Linked DNA regions of Homo sapiens: region 1 is linked to region 2. Evidence: read pairs that join two places in POLR2A ChIA-PET (ENCODE). Cell type or tissue: Panc1. All regions are shown on one strand. Each heading gives the region's core, and the rest is flanking DNA. Links, peaks and the distances in the headings are about the cores only.

The links. ChIA-PET counts read pairs that join two places held together with the same protein. Peaks named below come from ENCODE experiments on the same cell type or tissue, not always from the same donor. Only the 100,000 strongest peaks of a DNase experiment are listed, where the experiment ranks them.
Region 1: POLR2A ChIA-PET joins it to region 2 with 8 read pairs; 33 of 35 experiments call an interaction of 5 or more read pairs at or near these places.

The regions. Positions count from the first base shown.
Region 1 is chrX:23,892,925-23,900,605 of GRCh38, reverse strand. The region is part of intron 1 of APOO (apolipoprotein O); the gene reads left to right. Among named protein-coding and RNA genes, the nearest start is that of APOO, 11 kb to the left of the region's middle. In Panc1, for the core only: no CTCF peak of the experiment used is centred there; no DNase peak of the experiment used is centred there; H3K27ac peaks cover 2,935 bases.
Region 2 is chrX:23,786,243-23,793,874 of GRCh38, reverse strand. No RefSeq gene overlaps it. Among named protein-coding and RNA genes, the nearest start is that of SAT1, 6.9 kb to the right of the region's middle. In Panc1, for the core only: no CTCF peak of the experiment used is centred there; no DNase peak of the experiment used is centred there; H3K4me3 peaks cover 423 bases; H3K27ac peaks cover 1,506 bases.

The DNA.
Region 1 (7,681 bases), core at 880-5,879, 110 kb before region 2:
CCTCCTGGGTTCAAGCCGGTCTCCTCCCTTAGCCTCCCAAGTAGCTGGGACTACAGGCATGCACCAGCACGCCTGGCCTAGTTTTTGTATTTTTATTAGAGATGGGGTTTCACCATGTTGGCCAGACTGGTCTTGAGCTCCTGACCTTAAGTGATCTGCCCTCCTTGGCCTCCCAAAGTGCTGGGATTACAGGCATGAGTCACCATGCCGGGCCAGTTGAGATTTCTTAATCTCTCAGCGTCCTCTGATCATGATCCTGTGGGGATAGTAGTATGTCCCTCTGTATCTCACAGGATTGTTGGGAGATTCAATTGAGATAATATGCGAAAAGAACCGTGAACTACAAAGCACTATATCAATGTAAGGTGTTTTCTGTTCCTCTTGTATCACATTTGTCCACTGAAGTAATCTATGCTTGCAGGTTAGCACTCTGGACTTAACAACTGTAAAACGTGAATTAACTTGGGTTATTTCACTTCTCATTTGGAAATGAATTCTGCTCAGGACACTGTAGCATTCTTCTATCTACTTCTGAAATGCAGATAGCCTCACAGTTGTAACTAACACTGGAAGAGGAGAAAGAAGAAGTAAAACGATACATTAAAAGAACGGAGAGATTAGAGGCACAGTGGAGGAGAAAAGTAGATGATGTACCAGACATTTATGATAAATGAATTGATTACCCCATGAGGCCTGTTGATATTTGTAGACTTTTATGACGTAAAGGTTTAATTTATAATCTATATGTATATGTGTTCCACACCCATGTCCTTTCTAGGCTAGACTGGAACTTCTTAGAGGCTAGGAAACGAACTTGCATATTTGTTTGTATTGTACATTTAAAATTAGATATATAAATGCATGTTATTAGGTGTGTAATAAATCTCAATAGCAAAGATATCTGTTTCAAAAAGTTTAGACTTATTTTTAATATGACAAGAAAGTACTAAGAGATCTTTAAAATAAAGGAATTGAAAGAGTGTATCAGTTGATTTTCCCCAATAATGCTTAAGTGGAATTTTACAGTTAGTTCATACAGCATGAAACTTTATATATTTTCAGGGACAAAAAAATCCTAGTCTAAAGTTATATTTTAGAATTTGGAAGTTATTTATTTTTCACTTTTGCTGAGTTTTTCCTAATTTTTGCATAGCCTCATGCCAGTTTTGTTAGAAAATTTAATCAGTGCCAATTTCTTAATGTGGTAGGTTTTTAAACTTATTTTCAGTGTTCACTAAAACTTGGAGAAGCAGGAATGTAGGGCAAGGGTCGTAGAGTTTTCAGTATGCTGAAAGCCTATGACTTTGATTGTTAAGCTATATTTTCCTGATACAGCTTTATGCATTATGGATAGTATAGTTGAATTTTAAGTGAATATTGTTTTAAAGGCACTTTAAGTGCAGTTATCCTTTGTCTTCCTATTTCTGGCTGTTTGAAGCAATGCAGCGTGTTTTATTCAAAGCCCACACTGGCTCCCGCTTAAGGACTTCTTTGTTTGGTTCCATGAGGATGAGGAGCCCCCTCTGTGGGAGCTAGAGATAGATCCACAAGTGCATGTTCATTGCCTTAGTGTGGAGGAATTCCCAGTAGTTTCTTTTTTCAGATATTCCTGAAAAGAAGTCTATTCCTTCTTCTGAACAGTCTTTTAAAATGGAATATATGAAACTAACTAATAAAGGTTCTTTTTTTCTTTTCCCCCATTCCACAAACTTCAGTCCTTGTGAACTAGCCTGTTTTTGTTTGTGCTTGCTGAAAATGAGTCTCCTCTCCTATTAGAGATGCTGATTCATGTGACATGGGTTAGACTGGTGAGTGAGTAAGTAAGCAAAAAGTGATTATACGGGCTCCAAGAAGTTTCCTACATTGTCTGTTGATGGTTTACCTCACTTGGCAGATAGAACTGAGCCTGTTTGTGGAGTCACACCATTTGGGAGTCCTGTTAAAGTTGCTGGGTATAGTCCAAACATTTACTTTACTTGTTTTTGTTCCTTATTTTTGCACAGATTTTCATTATGAGGTCAGATGGTTATCAACCGAATTGAGTCTTGTACATGATTTTTTTTTTCCAAAAAAGGCTTACAGTTTTCCTTAAAGAAGAAAAACGCACATGAATAACTGAGATGAAGTCAAAGGCAGTTTTCATTAGTGAGTTTAGAGTTCTCTGTGCACATGGTGGTCTGTTAAGATATGAAACCCGGGTCTAGGCCCGACGTGGTGGCTCACACCTGTAATCCCAGCACTTTGGGAGGCTGAGGCAGGAGAATTCCTTGAGTCCAGGAGTTTGAGACCAACCTGGGCAACATGGCGAAACCCCGCCCGTCTCTACAAAAAATGCAAAAATTAGCCAGGTATGGTGGTGCCTGCCTGTAGTCCCAGCTACTTGAGAGGCTGAGATGGGAGGATCACTTGAGCCCAGGAGGTTGAGGCTGCATTGAGCTGTGATTGTGCCACTGCATTCCAGCCTGAGTGACAGAATGAGACCCTATGTCAAAAAAAACAACAACAAAAAAAGAGATATGAAACCCATGTCTAGGTAGATTTTTTTTTTTTGAGACAGAGCCATGTGTCTAGATAGAAACCTGTGTCTAGATAGATTTTTTTTTTTTTTTTTGAGACAGAATCATGCTCTGTCTCCCAGGCTGGAGTGCAGTGGCACAATCTTAGCTCACTGCAACCTCCACCTCCCAGGCTCAAGCGATCCTCCTGCCTCACCCTCCTGGGTAGCTGGGACTATGGGCACGTGCCACCATTCCCAGATAATTTTTTGTATTTTTTGTAGAGAGGGGGTTTCACCTTTAGCCTGTTGCCCAGGCTGGTCTTGAACTCCTGGGCTCAAAGGATCCGCCCACCTCGGCCTCCCAAAGTGCTGGGATTACAGGCATGAGCCAGCATGCCCTGCCCAGATAGATTTTACTTTGACAGACTAGCTCTCCTATTAAATGATGTACATTTTATTAGTTGCTTGGAAACACAGATGCATTTGAAAAGCTAAACTTGAAGTAAATGTTTCCCAACGATTTTTTCCTCCCTATATTTCCTTAATTCAGAAAAGATTGAGTGGGTCCCAGGATGCCATTCTAATAGAGAAAAAAACACATATATATAGGAGTCTTAAGTAGCAGTAAATTTCTGTCTGGATGAGGAAGTTCAAAATAAATTCTGGACTTGATAAATTACATATTATCTGTGTTCCAAGTCTTTAAAACCAGTATAGCCCAACTGGATGACTCAAAACCTGCCTAAATGAACAATTATCTCACTCTTTGGCCCTAAGGTTTTCTTCCTGTTTATCGCACAAGTTTATTATTTTTCTACATGAATTTTATAAAATCTAATCGCTATCTTTAAAGAGTAGAAAATGAAACAATTGCAGATGAGACATTTTGTTTGCTTTGCTGACCTAATTTTGTGGTGAATTCTACCCTCCAAAGATGAAACAGAACTTGGTTTTCTGTGAGAAAAAGATAATATTAGTCTTGAAAACAGCCTCATTTTTTTCTCTGCTTATCTCTTTAGATTGTAGTCTGTTTACAGTGGATGAGAAAGAGCTAGGAAATACCAATTACTGTAGTACAGAACTAAAGAATTAAAAATTTCTCATAAAATAGTTCTATGTTTGTTGTATTAGGAAGAGTTTTTTTAATGTTGTTTGAAGTCTAAACTTTACTGGGCATGGTGGTTCACACCTGTAATCCCAGCGCTTTGGGAGGCCAAGGCAGGAGGATTGCTTGAGACCAGGAGTTTGAGACCAGCCTGGGAAACATAGTGAGACTCCATCTCTACCAAAAAAAAAAAAAAAAATAGCTGAGTGTGCTCCGTCACACCCATAGTCCTAGGTACTTGGGAGGCTGAAGCAGAAGGATTAGGTGAGCCCAGGAGTTCAAGGCCACAGTGAGCTATGATTGTACCACTGCACTCCAGCCTGAGTGACAAAGGGAGATAAATTCTTGGCTTTATATCCTCCTTTGCTGTGAAACAGATCGAAATGATTGTGGGTTTTATTGTTATTGTTAAAGTATGAGTGCTCCCAAATTTTACATTCAAATGAATGCATCAAAACAGTCGTTTTGAGAGGATAGATTTAATTATACTGTCATTATATTTATTCCAAAAATTCTATCACTGATCAAAACATTTTTACTCTTCCTCATTTGGAATTATCTTCAAACTTTGTGGCAAACCTTTATAATATCCTCAGGAGCTAGCCATTTTTGTTCTTTGCATGTTACAAAACAAATCAATGGTTTTTTTGTAAAAACTTCAGGAAATAGAGATAAGAATTACCTTTAATATCACCACCTATAGACAACCACTGTTAACATCATATTTTTTTTTTTTGAGACGGAGTCTTACTCTGTTGCCCAGGCTGGAGTGCAGTGGCGCCATCTTCGTTCACCGCAACCTCCATCTCCCGGGTTCAAGCAATTCTCCTGCCTCAGCCTCCTGAGTAGCTGGGATTACAGGCGTGCACCACCACGTCCGGCTAATTTTTGTGTTTTTAGTAGAGACAGGGTTTCACCGTGTTGGTCATGCTGGTCTCGAACCACTGACCTCGTGGTCTGCCCACCTCAGCCTCCCAAAGTGCTGGGATTACAGGCATGAGCCACTGCGCCCGGCCCTAACATCTTTTTAGACTCCGTTCTGGACATATTCAAATATACCCTTGGTATGACATTTTCAAAAAACTCGGTGGAATCATACTACAAGTCCCCTTCCTCTTTTTTTTTTTTAAAAAAAATGCCATTTTCTTTTCTTCTTCTTCTTTTTTTTTTAGTAGAATGAGATAATCTTATTATTGACCAAGTTTACATAAAGCTTGATTCTTTACCGCCACCACCACCACAACAGAAAGAAAAGTTTATGTTGGACACTACGTTTAATTAGGAGATGTAGAAAAGGTTCCAGTAGAGATTGTTTTAATGAAGACTAATATTGTAATTTTTTTTTCTATTTTACTCTAAGTCCTGGGATACATGTGCGGAACATGAAGGTTTGTTACATAGGTACACATGCCATGTTGGTTTGCTGCACCTATCAACCTGTCATCTAGGTTTTAAGCCCCGCATGCATTAGGTGTTTGTCCTAATGGTCTCCCTCCCCTTGCCCTCCATCCCCTGATAGGCCCCAGTGTGTGATGTTCCCTTCCATGTGTTATCATTGTTCAATCCCACTTATGAGTGAGAACATGTGATGTTTGGTTTTCTATTCCTGTGTTAGTTTGCTGAGAATGATGGTTTCTAGCTTCATCCATGTCCCTATAAAGAACTCATTCTATTTTATGGCTGCATAGCATTCCATGGTGTATATGTGCCACATTTTCTTTATCCAGTCTATCACTGATGGGCATTTGGGTTGCTTCCAAGTCTTTGCTATTGTAAATAGTGCTGCAATAAACATAGGCGTACAGATGCCATTTTCTCATCTTTGTGTGTGTGTGTGTGGAGATAATGAATCTTTTTTTTTTTTTGAGGCGGAGTCTCACTCTGTCACCCAGGCTGGAATGCAGTGGTGCGATCTCGGCCCACTGCAGCCTTTTGCCTCCTGGGTTCGAGCGATTCTCCTGCCTCAGCCTCCTGAGTAGCTGGGGCTACAGGTGCCCACCAGCTAATTATTGTATTTTTAGTAGAGACAGGGTTTCACACTATGTTGGCCAGGCTTGTCTCGAACCCCTGACCTCAAGTGATCTGCCCGCCTCGGCCTCCCAAAGTGCTGGGATTACAGGCTCGAGCCACCGAATCCGGCCCATTCTCTATTCTTTACCACTCTTATTTAAAATATATCGAGACTGATTTTCTTTACTTTTTTTTTTTAAGCGGAGTTTCACTCTTGTTGCCTAAGCTGGAGTGCAGTGGCATGATCTCGGCTCACTGCAACCTCCGCCTCCAGGGTTCAAGCAATTCTCTTGCCTCAGCTTCCTGAGTAGCTGGGATTACAGGCGCACTCCACCATGCCTGGCTAATTTTTTCTATTTTTAGTAGAAACAGAGTTTCACCATGTTAGCCAGGCTGCTCTTGAACTCCTGACCTCAGGTGATCTAACCAACTTGGCTTTCCAAAGTGCTGGATTACAGGCGTGAGCCACGGCGCCTGGCCGAGACTGATTTTCTTTTAGGCTTAAAATGTGATCTGAAGGCATTTAGAAATGGAAGCCATATGATTACATATTAAAAGTAAATTTTGGTTGGGTGTGGTGGCTCATGTCTGTAATCCCAGCACTTTGGGAGGCCTGAGGTCAGGAGTTTGAGACCAGCCTGGCCAACGTGGCAAAACCCCGTCTCTACTAAAAATACAAAAATTAGCCAGGCGTGGTGGTGTGGGCCTGTAATCCCAGCTACTTGGGAGGCTGAGGTAGGAGAATCGCTTAAACCCGGGAGGCGGAGGTTCCAGTGAGCCGAGATCACACCACTGCACTCCAGCCTGGGTGACAGGGCGAGACTCTGTCTCAAAAAATAATAATAATAAAATAAATTTTAAAAAATAAATTTCACTTATGAAATTTATATAAATAGTTGTAGTAAATTCCGACTCCATATATGATTTATCAAGGTAACTGCTTTGAAAAGAAAACATCTATTTAAAAAAAATGTTGTAAGTAATACTGAAATACTTTTCCTTGTAAAAAGTCAAAATAGTACAGTTGGTCAGGTTGCTATTGTCCACCTCCCCCCAGCCCCCTTTCCAGAGAAAGCCTCTGTTCTGTTTGGTGTGTGGCCCTACATGTTAGAAAGGATTGCTGGCCGGGCATGGTGGCTCATGCCTATAATCCCAGCACTTTGGAAGGCCGAGGCAGGCAGATCACCTGAGATCAGGAGTTCGAGACCAGCCTGGCCAACATGGAGAAACCCCATCTCTACTGAAAATACAAAAAAAATTAGCTGGGCGTGGTGGCAGGCACCTATTATTCCAGCTACTCAGGAGGCTGAGGCTGGAGAATCACTTGAACCCAGGAGACGGAGATTGCAGTGAGCCGAGATTGTGGCACTGCACTCCAGCCTGGGTGGCAAGAGTGAAACTCTGTCTCAAAAAATAAAAAATATAAAAATAAAAGATTGCTGTATAAAATGTAGATACTGTCCTGAATGCTCCTTATGGAGGAGAGTATTCTGTATTCTTTTGACGTTTCAAGAATTGTGGACTCATTTCTCTTGATTTTTATTTTTATTTATTTATTTATTTATTTTTCAGACGGAGCCTTGCCCTGTCGCCCAGACTGGAGTGCAGTGGCGTGATGTCGGCTCACTGCAAGCTCCGCCTCCCAGGTTTTCTCCTGCCTCAGCCTCCTGAGTATCTGGGACTACAGGTTCCCACCACCACGCCTGGCTAATGTTTTGTTTTTTTTTTTTTTGTATTTTTAGTAGAGATGGGGTTTCACCATGTTAGCCAAGATGGTCTCGATCTCCTGACCTCGTGATCTGCCCGCTTCGGCCTCCCAAAGTGCTGGGATTACAGGCGTGAGCCACCGCGCCCGGCCTTTCTCTTGATTTTTCATTCAATTTACAACACGTTACTGAGGACAACAGTGTAGCCTGATTTTGACAAAATTTTTTTATTGTCTTCATCATTTTGTTGTATTCTGAGTTCTTTCACATAGTTCTTTTTTTTGTGTTGGTTACTTAGAATAAGAATAATCTCAAAAGTATTGTCAGTGTTCATAGTTTGTTTTTTTTTTTTGTAAAAAACCC
Region 2 (7,632 bases), core at 2,633-7,632:
AGGCTGAGGCAGGAGAATGGCGTGAACCCGGGAGGTGGAGCTTGCAGTGAGCCGAGATCGCGCCACTGCACTCCAGCCTGGGCGACAGAGTGAGACTCCGTCTCAAAAAATAAAAAATAAATTAAAAAAAAGATGAAGTTTGTTTTTATTCTCATAAATGAAGAAAAGCCAGAATCTAATTCAATTTCCTCTGACTCCAAGTCAAGTGTTCACCAGACCCAAACTGCCTCTGGACCACGTCTCTGCAAACAGATTTGTTGTTGTGGATGTAGCTGTTTTGAAGCCATTTTTATTGTTGCTGTTGTTATTGATTCACTGGATAAAAGAAAGCAGTATAAACAAACACTGAGGTGGAAGAAGACAGTGTTGGCCCACAGCTGGTGGAACACTTCCTCAGGAAAGCCTGGAGTGAATGCCGCCACTCTCAAGCCCCACTTTTAAAAGGATCTCCCTGCTGTGCCTGTGTTATTATCAAAACAGAGAACTGTGAACACCACCTGCTCCCAATAAATGTTGTTTCCCCTGGGAACCGCTGAAGCTCAGAATTACCTAGCCATTGATGTCAGGTCTGGGGGAGGAAATGTACTAGATGAGCCTGGGACAACTTAAAAGGGAAGAAGTTAACAAAGGCTTCTGGGGTCGAGTCCAAAGGACTCAATTCTGGAGCCAACTTGAAGAAGCTTTCACTGGACAATTAGGGAAATCTGAGCTTCAATAAGAAAAAAATGGCAAGTAATTAAGACACAGGAAATGCTAAGAGTCCTTGAGTTAATAATGATACTTCAGGCTGGGCGCGGTGGCTCATGCCTGGAATCCCAGCACTTTGGGAGGCTGAGGCGAGAGAATTGCTTGAGCTCAGGAGTCCAAGACCAGCATAGGCAACTTGGTGAAACCCCATCTGTATATTATTTTAAAACATAATAATGCTACTTGAAAGGAAAAAAGCCTAATTGGAAGATGCTGGGGGGCACTAAATTCATTCTTTTGAAAACTAGTAAATAAAAGGGAGTAATTAAGCATTTATTCTGCCTCTTCTGGGTGAACTGTGTACCTCAAGGTAACAAAATGTAAGATGGGGGAAAGTTATCTTATTTTAATAATAATAATTATTTTTTATAGAGACGGGGTCTCATTATGTTGCTCAGGCCGGTCTTGAACTCCTGGGCTCAAATGACCCTCCCACCTCGGCCTCCCAAAGTGCTAGGATTACAGGTGTGAGCCACAGCACCTGGGTGGAAGTTCTCTTTATAGAAGTATTCTAGGTGATAAATAAAGAAGGAATGATAGAATGTCACCATTTTGCAAGTCCTAATGAATCAGCAGACCTGAGTATTGCTATTAACAACGGCTAGCAGCACAGAGAAGACCAGGCATTATTTGCTTCTTGAGGGGAAAAACATCACCTATGAAATATTCTTGCCCAAAACTCAAACTTGAATCTGATCAAGTCTTATCTCTAATGCCTTTGGCACTTTTTTTTTAACCTAACAAAAGCAGGCAGTATTGTATACTGGTCATAGCAGGATTTTTCAAACTTGAGTAACACAGACTCCTTTTAAAAGAAAAAGAATTATCCGGCCGGGCACGGTGGCTCACGCCTGTAATCCCAGCACTTTGGGAGGCTGAGGCGGGCAGATTGCCTGAGGTCAGGAGTTTGAGACTAGTCTGGCCAACATGGTGAAACCCCATCTCTACTAAAAATACAAAAAAATTAGCCAGGCGTGGTGGCGTATGCCTGTAATCCCAGCTACTCGGGAGGCTGAGGCAGGGGAATCGCTTGAACCAGGGAGTTGGAGGTTGCAGTGAGCGGAGATCGCACCACTGCACTCCAGCCTGGGCGACAGAGCAAGACTCTGTCTCAAAAAAATAGAAAAAAAAAAAATTCTCACAGACCCTCAGTGGTGTTTGAAATTATTTTTATTACTATAATTATACACTAGATGTGAATATTTTGTGTTTACTGCTCCTCTATAACTGTAAAACCAGTATCCATTTATAAATATAATACAAACAAAATTACCAAACTAATAACATTCACATGAACAATGCTGATTTAATGCGATGGAAGATGTTTTTCTGTAATGAAGTTGCTGCTTGCAAAGGAACATGGTACTGACTGCTTGGGTGGATATTCTTTGATTTCAGCACTGTATGGAGTGAGATGACAATTCTGCCTTGTTTTCCAAAAACTTTTGAGAAGGTTCGTCTTTAGGCACTGTGATATGACTTCACTTGGTTTTGCTTGGCAAGAGCCAAGGTGAACAGCATAAACACAAACTGAAATGGTTGTACTAACAATTGTGACTAAGATTCAGTTATAAGCTGCAAGCTGCTTATCCAGATATCAGTGGGTCTCAACCCTGACATCACTTTTTTTTTTTTTTTTTTTTGGAGACAGAGTCTCACTCTGTTGCCCAGGCTGGGAGTGCGTGGTGTGATCTCGGCTCACTGCAAATTCCACCTCCCAGGTTCAAGCGATTCTCATGTCTCAGCCTCCCAAGTAGCTGGGTTTACAGGTGCATGCCACCACGCCTGGCTAATTTTTGTATTTTTTGTAGAGGCAGGATTTCACCATGTTGGCCAGGCTGGTCTTGAACTCCCAACCTCAAGTGATCTATCTGTCTCGGCCTCCCAAAGTGCTGGGATGACAGGCGTGAGCTGCTGCACTGGGCCCCTGGCATCACTTTGGTATATGCATAAAAACAGAAGTAAATTAGAAATCTCTTGGGCCGGGCGCGGTGGCTCATGCCTGTAATCTCAGCACTTTGGGAGGCCGAGACGGGCGGATCACGAGGTCAGGAGATCAAGACCATCCTGGCTAACACGGTGAAACCTCGTCTCTACTAAAAATACAAAAAATTAGCCAGGTGTGGTGGTGGGCGCCTGTAGTCCCAGCTACTCGGGAGGCTGAGGCAGGAGAATGGCGTGAACCCGGGAGGCGGAGCTTGCAGTGAGCCAAGATCACGCCACTACACTCCAGCCTGGGGGACAGAGTGAGACTCCATCTCAAAAAAAAAAAAAAAAGAAATCTCTCTCAGGATGGGGCATTAGTATTTTTACAGTGCTTTCTAGGCCATTCTAATGTGTAGCCCATACTGAGAATCACTGCTTTTGATTATCCAGAAAATGCTTATACTGATTATTCTTTGCAGTAGAATCACACAGAAACACCATATTCAATCATTCTTATAGAAACTGTGAGGTCCTGTGAGACTATGGCAGGAAGCCCCAGGGGTTTGAGAAATTGGTTTGGAGCTTGATTCCCAGGTCTAGTTGTGTGGCCTTGGGCAACTTAACTTCTCTTAGGTTTAGTTTCTCATTGTAAAAAGAAACTTATAATTGTACCAATCTCATACAGTCGTTGTGAGAATTAGATGAGATAATAATGTATACAAAGTGCTAAACTGAAAGCCTGGTTCCTGATTAGTGCTTAATAAATGTTAGCTCTTATCACTAGTTTTTTTCTTTTTCTTTTTTTTTTTTTTTTTTGAGACGTAATCTTGCCCTGTCGCTCAGGCTGGAATGCAGTGGCGTGATCGCGGCTCACTGCAACCTCCACCTCCCGGGTTCACGTGAGCCGAGATCGCGCCACTGCACTCCAGCCTGAGCAACAAAAGCGAAACTCTGTCTCAAAACAAACAAACAAACAAACAAACATGGCACCAGTCAAGGAAATAGAATTCTAGGAGCAGACATGGTCACCTGCAGACTCAGAGGAAGGCCATGGCTGTCACAGTCAGTGAGGAAGTTGCTTCACTCCTAGCAGGAGAAGGTGGCTGGTTTCCCAGGGCCTGGCAGTTCCATCAGTTGCTGGTGAGCAGCCACCTGCTTCAGTGAACCGTGATGAGCATCATCCATTCTAGGCCCTGCTGGGTCCCCAGTGGAAAGGAGACTCACAGGAAGGGGTAGAGTGGGTCGAAGGCATTAATAAATCATTAGGTTTCTTCTGAATTGCTTCTTCAGCATTTCTGTAAAAAAGACTCTACTTTCTTTCCCTAGAAAGACTACTGTGTGGAATCTAAGCGGTTGATGATCTTGGACTCTGGTTTTCCATGTTTATCATTGTTTGTTGTTTCTTTTCAGATAATTTCCCCGTAACATGTTTTCTTACTTGCCTGGTGACTTCAAACTTTATAGATTTGCTTTATAGTTCAGTTTTTAAAGAGGTCTCTTTGTAATTGAGTTGAGCTAGTAGTGGGCTAATGCTGTGGTGTTTCAGCTTCTTCTTTTTTTTTTTTTTTTTGAGACAGAGTCTCACACTGTTGCCCAGGCTGGAGTGCAATGGTGCAATCTCTGCTAACTGCAACCTCCACCTCCTGGGTTCAAGTGATTCTCCTGCCTCAGCCTCCTGAGTAGCTGGGATTACAGGGGCCTGCCACCACCCCGGGCTAATTTTTTGTATTTTTAGTAGAGACAGGGTTTCACTATATTGGCCATGCTGGTCTCGAACTCCTGACCTCGTGATCTGCCCGCCTTGGCCTCCCAAAGTGTTGGGATTACAGGCGTGAGCCACTGCTCCCAGTTGGCGTTTCAGCTTCTAAATTTTACAGCTGGCTGGGCGCAGGCTCATGCCTGTAATCCCAGCTCTTTGGGAGGCTGAGGGGGGAGGATCATTTGAGGCCAGGAGTTGGAGACCAGCCTGGGTGATGTAGCAAGACCTCATCTCTACAAAAAATTAAAAAAAAAAAAAAGAAAAGCTGGGCGTGGTGGTGCGTTCCTGTGGTCTAGCTACTTGGGATGCTGAGGTGGGAGGATTGCTGGAGCCCAGAAGGTCGAGGTTGCAGTAAATTGTGATTGCACCACTGCACTCCAGCCTGGGCAATGGAGTGAGAACCTGTCTCAAGAAAAAAAAAAAAAAGAAAACAACTAAAAACAAATAAAAATTAAAATAAATAAAATTTACACTTAAGGGGCTTCTTTAAAGTGGATACAAAACTTCATAAAAGCCTTCATCTTCACAACACTGGGCCTTTAAGGCTAAGTTCTAAGAAAGATGAGGAAACAAAGAGTTATATTGTAACTTGGTGGTTAATTTAATTTATTCCTATATTTAACCACAGTCAGCATGTAGTTGTTTTCCTCTAAGAGGCTCACTTTCCAAAACACAATTTGCAAAATATCTTACTTCTCCACAAGGCTCTTTGTGTTTAGTTACCCTTTCATTTTTGCCAGAGTTTCTCTTATGTAGTTACTTGCCTGCCTAATAGGGCCCCTGGTTGATCATTGACTCTGTAAGCCCATTTTCATGGCATGCTCTCTGAGCCACCAATAAATCCCAAAGCCCTCCTGTATTAAATATAATACAGGGCTACATTTTTATATGTGGCTGCCTTCTAATCTAGGAAGCCATAACAGACACTGATACAAAGGCTTGCAGGACAACATTACCTTTGACTGAGGAGCTCAGTACTGATTTGCTGGAGAACTCAGAGAGATACAGAGCATTGTTTTCAGGTATCTGACTTCTTTTGGAAAACATTTATCTTGGACATTAGTCTACAGTGGTTCTTATCAACTACTGTTTTCATTATTGTGGAAATTAGTCGGTTTAGGAATTTGGGCCAATGTCATGAATAATGAAAGGAGTTCACATATCTAGGGGGAAATGGTCTTTTTCTTTTTCATTTCAGTCCTTAAGAAAGCACTTGTTTACTTCTTTACCCCCTGGCAGTTTTAAGGGCTATTGTTTCTCTGCTCTAAAAATCCGTTGTATTAACACAGGACTACAAATTCACCCTCCAAATGAGATGTTAATTTATCTGATTTATGCTTGTGTCCAACTGGAGCTTTTCTGTTTGCAAATTTCCTGTAAAAAAATGTGTACTTTTTCAGTACACATAGGAGACCCTAATTTCAGTGATCCGCTTTACCTTCAAAATTATCTTGGTCAGGTGCCATGGCTCACACCTGTAATCCCAACACTTTGGGAGGCCAAGGCAGGAGGACCTGAGACCAGCCTGGGCAACTTAGCAAGACCCTGTCTCTACTAAAAATAAAAAAAATTAGCTGGGCATGGTGGCATGCAGCTGTAGTCCCAGTTACTTTTGGGAGGCTGAGGTGGGAAAATTGCTTGAACCCGGGAGGATAAGGCTGCAGTGAGCTGTGATCACACCACTGCACTGCAGCCTGGGCGAAAGAGTAAGACCTTGGCTCTATTAAAAAAAAAAAAAGTCTTGGCTGGGCACGGTGGCTCACGCCTGTAATCCCAGCACTTTGGGAGGCCGAGGCAGGCGGATCACGAGGTCAGGAGATCAAGACCATCCTGGCTAACACGGTGAAACCCCGTCTCCTCTAAAAAAAAAAAAAAAAAAAAAAAAATTAGCCAGGCGTGGTGGCGGGTGCCTGTAGTCCCAGCTACTCGGGAGGCTGAGGCAGGGGAATGGCGTGAACCCGGGAGGCGGAGCTTGCAGTGAGCCAAGATCGTGCCACCGCACTCCAGCCTGGGTGACAGAGCAAGACTCTTCCTCAAAAAAAAAAAAAAAAAAAAAGTCTTGTGTGGCATGAGGTTTTGGGGGACAAGATGTTCTTTCTTGATTTTCAGTGTTTCATAATCCCACCTCCACATTTTACTTGTGTAATGATGAGTTTATTCATTGAATGAGACCTTGGCTCTGTTAAAAAAAAAAATCTTATGTGGCATGAGGTTTTTAGGGACAAGATGTTTTTTCTTGATTTTCAATGTTTCATAATCCCATCTCCACATTTTACTTGTGTAATGATGGGTTTATTCATTGTGGGCCTCAGTTTCTAACTTGGTTTTCAGCTCTTGAAAATTCCGTCAGGCCAGGCGCAGTGGCTCATGCCTGTAATCCCAGCACTTTGGGAGGCCGAGGCAGGCGGATTATGAGGTCAAGAGATCGAGACCATCCTGGCTAACACAGTGAAACCCCGTCTCTACTAAAAAATACAAAAAATTAGCCGGGCATGGTGGCGGGCGCCTGTAGTCCCAGCTATTCAGGAGGCTGAGGCAGGAGAATGGTGTGAACCCAGGAGGAGGAGCTTGCAGTGAGCCGAGATCGTGCCACTGCACTCCACACTGCCCAGGCTGGGTGACAAAGCGAGACTGTCTCAAAAAAAAAAAAAAAAAAATCCATCAGATGCAGTGTATAGTGTCATCAACATAAAAAGCCGTTTTGCCGGGTGCTGTGGCTGACCCTTGTCATCCCAGCACTTCGGTAGGCTGAGGTGGGTGGATCACTTGAGGTCAGGAGTTCAAGACCAGCGTGGCCAACATGGCAAAGCCCCGTCTTTACTAAAAATACAAAAATCAGCTGGGTACGGTGGCACATGCCTATAGTCCCAGCTATTCAGGAGGCTGAGGCATGAGAATTGCTTGAACCCGGGAGGCAGACGTTGCAGTGAGCTGAGATCGTACTACTGCGCTCCAGCCTGAGCAACAGAATGAGACTGTGTCTCAAAAAAAAAAAAAAGTCATGTTTTACATGTTGCTATGTATAAAACCTTGATAGCCAACTGGTAAACTGGCTTCTATCCAGACTTTGTTAATACTAACATAACACATGACCATAAAAACTTTAAATTGGGTTAAAAACTATTTTGAGCAATTCTGTTCATCCAATGATGTTTGCGGGTCATTTTTGTCTTCAACAGCAAGAAAGATGTGTAAGAAAT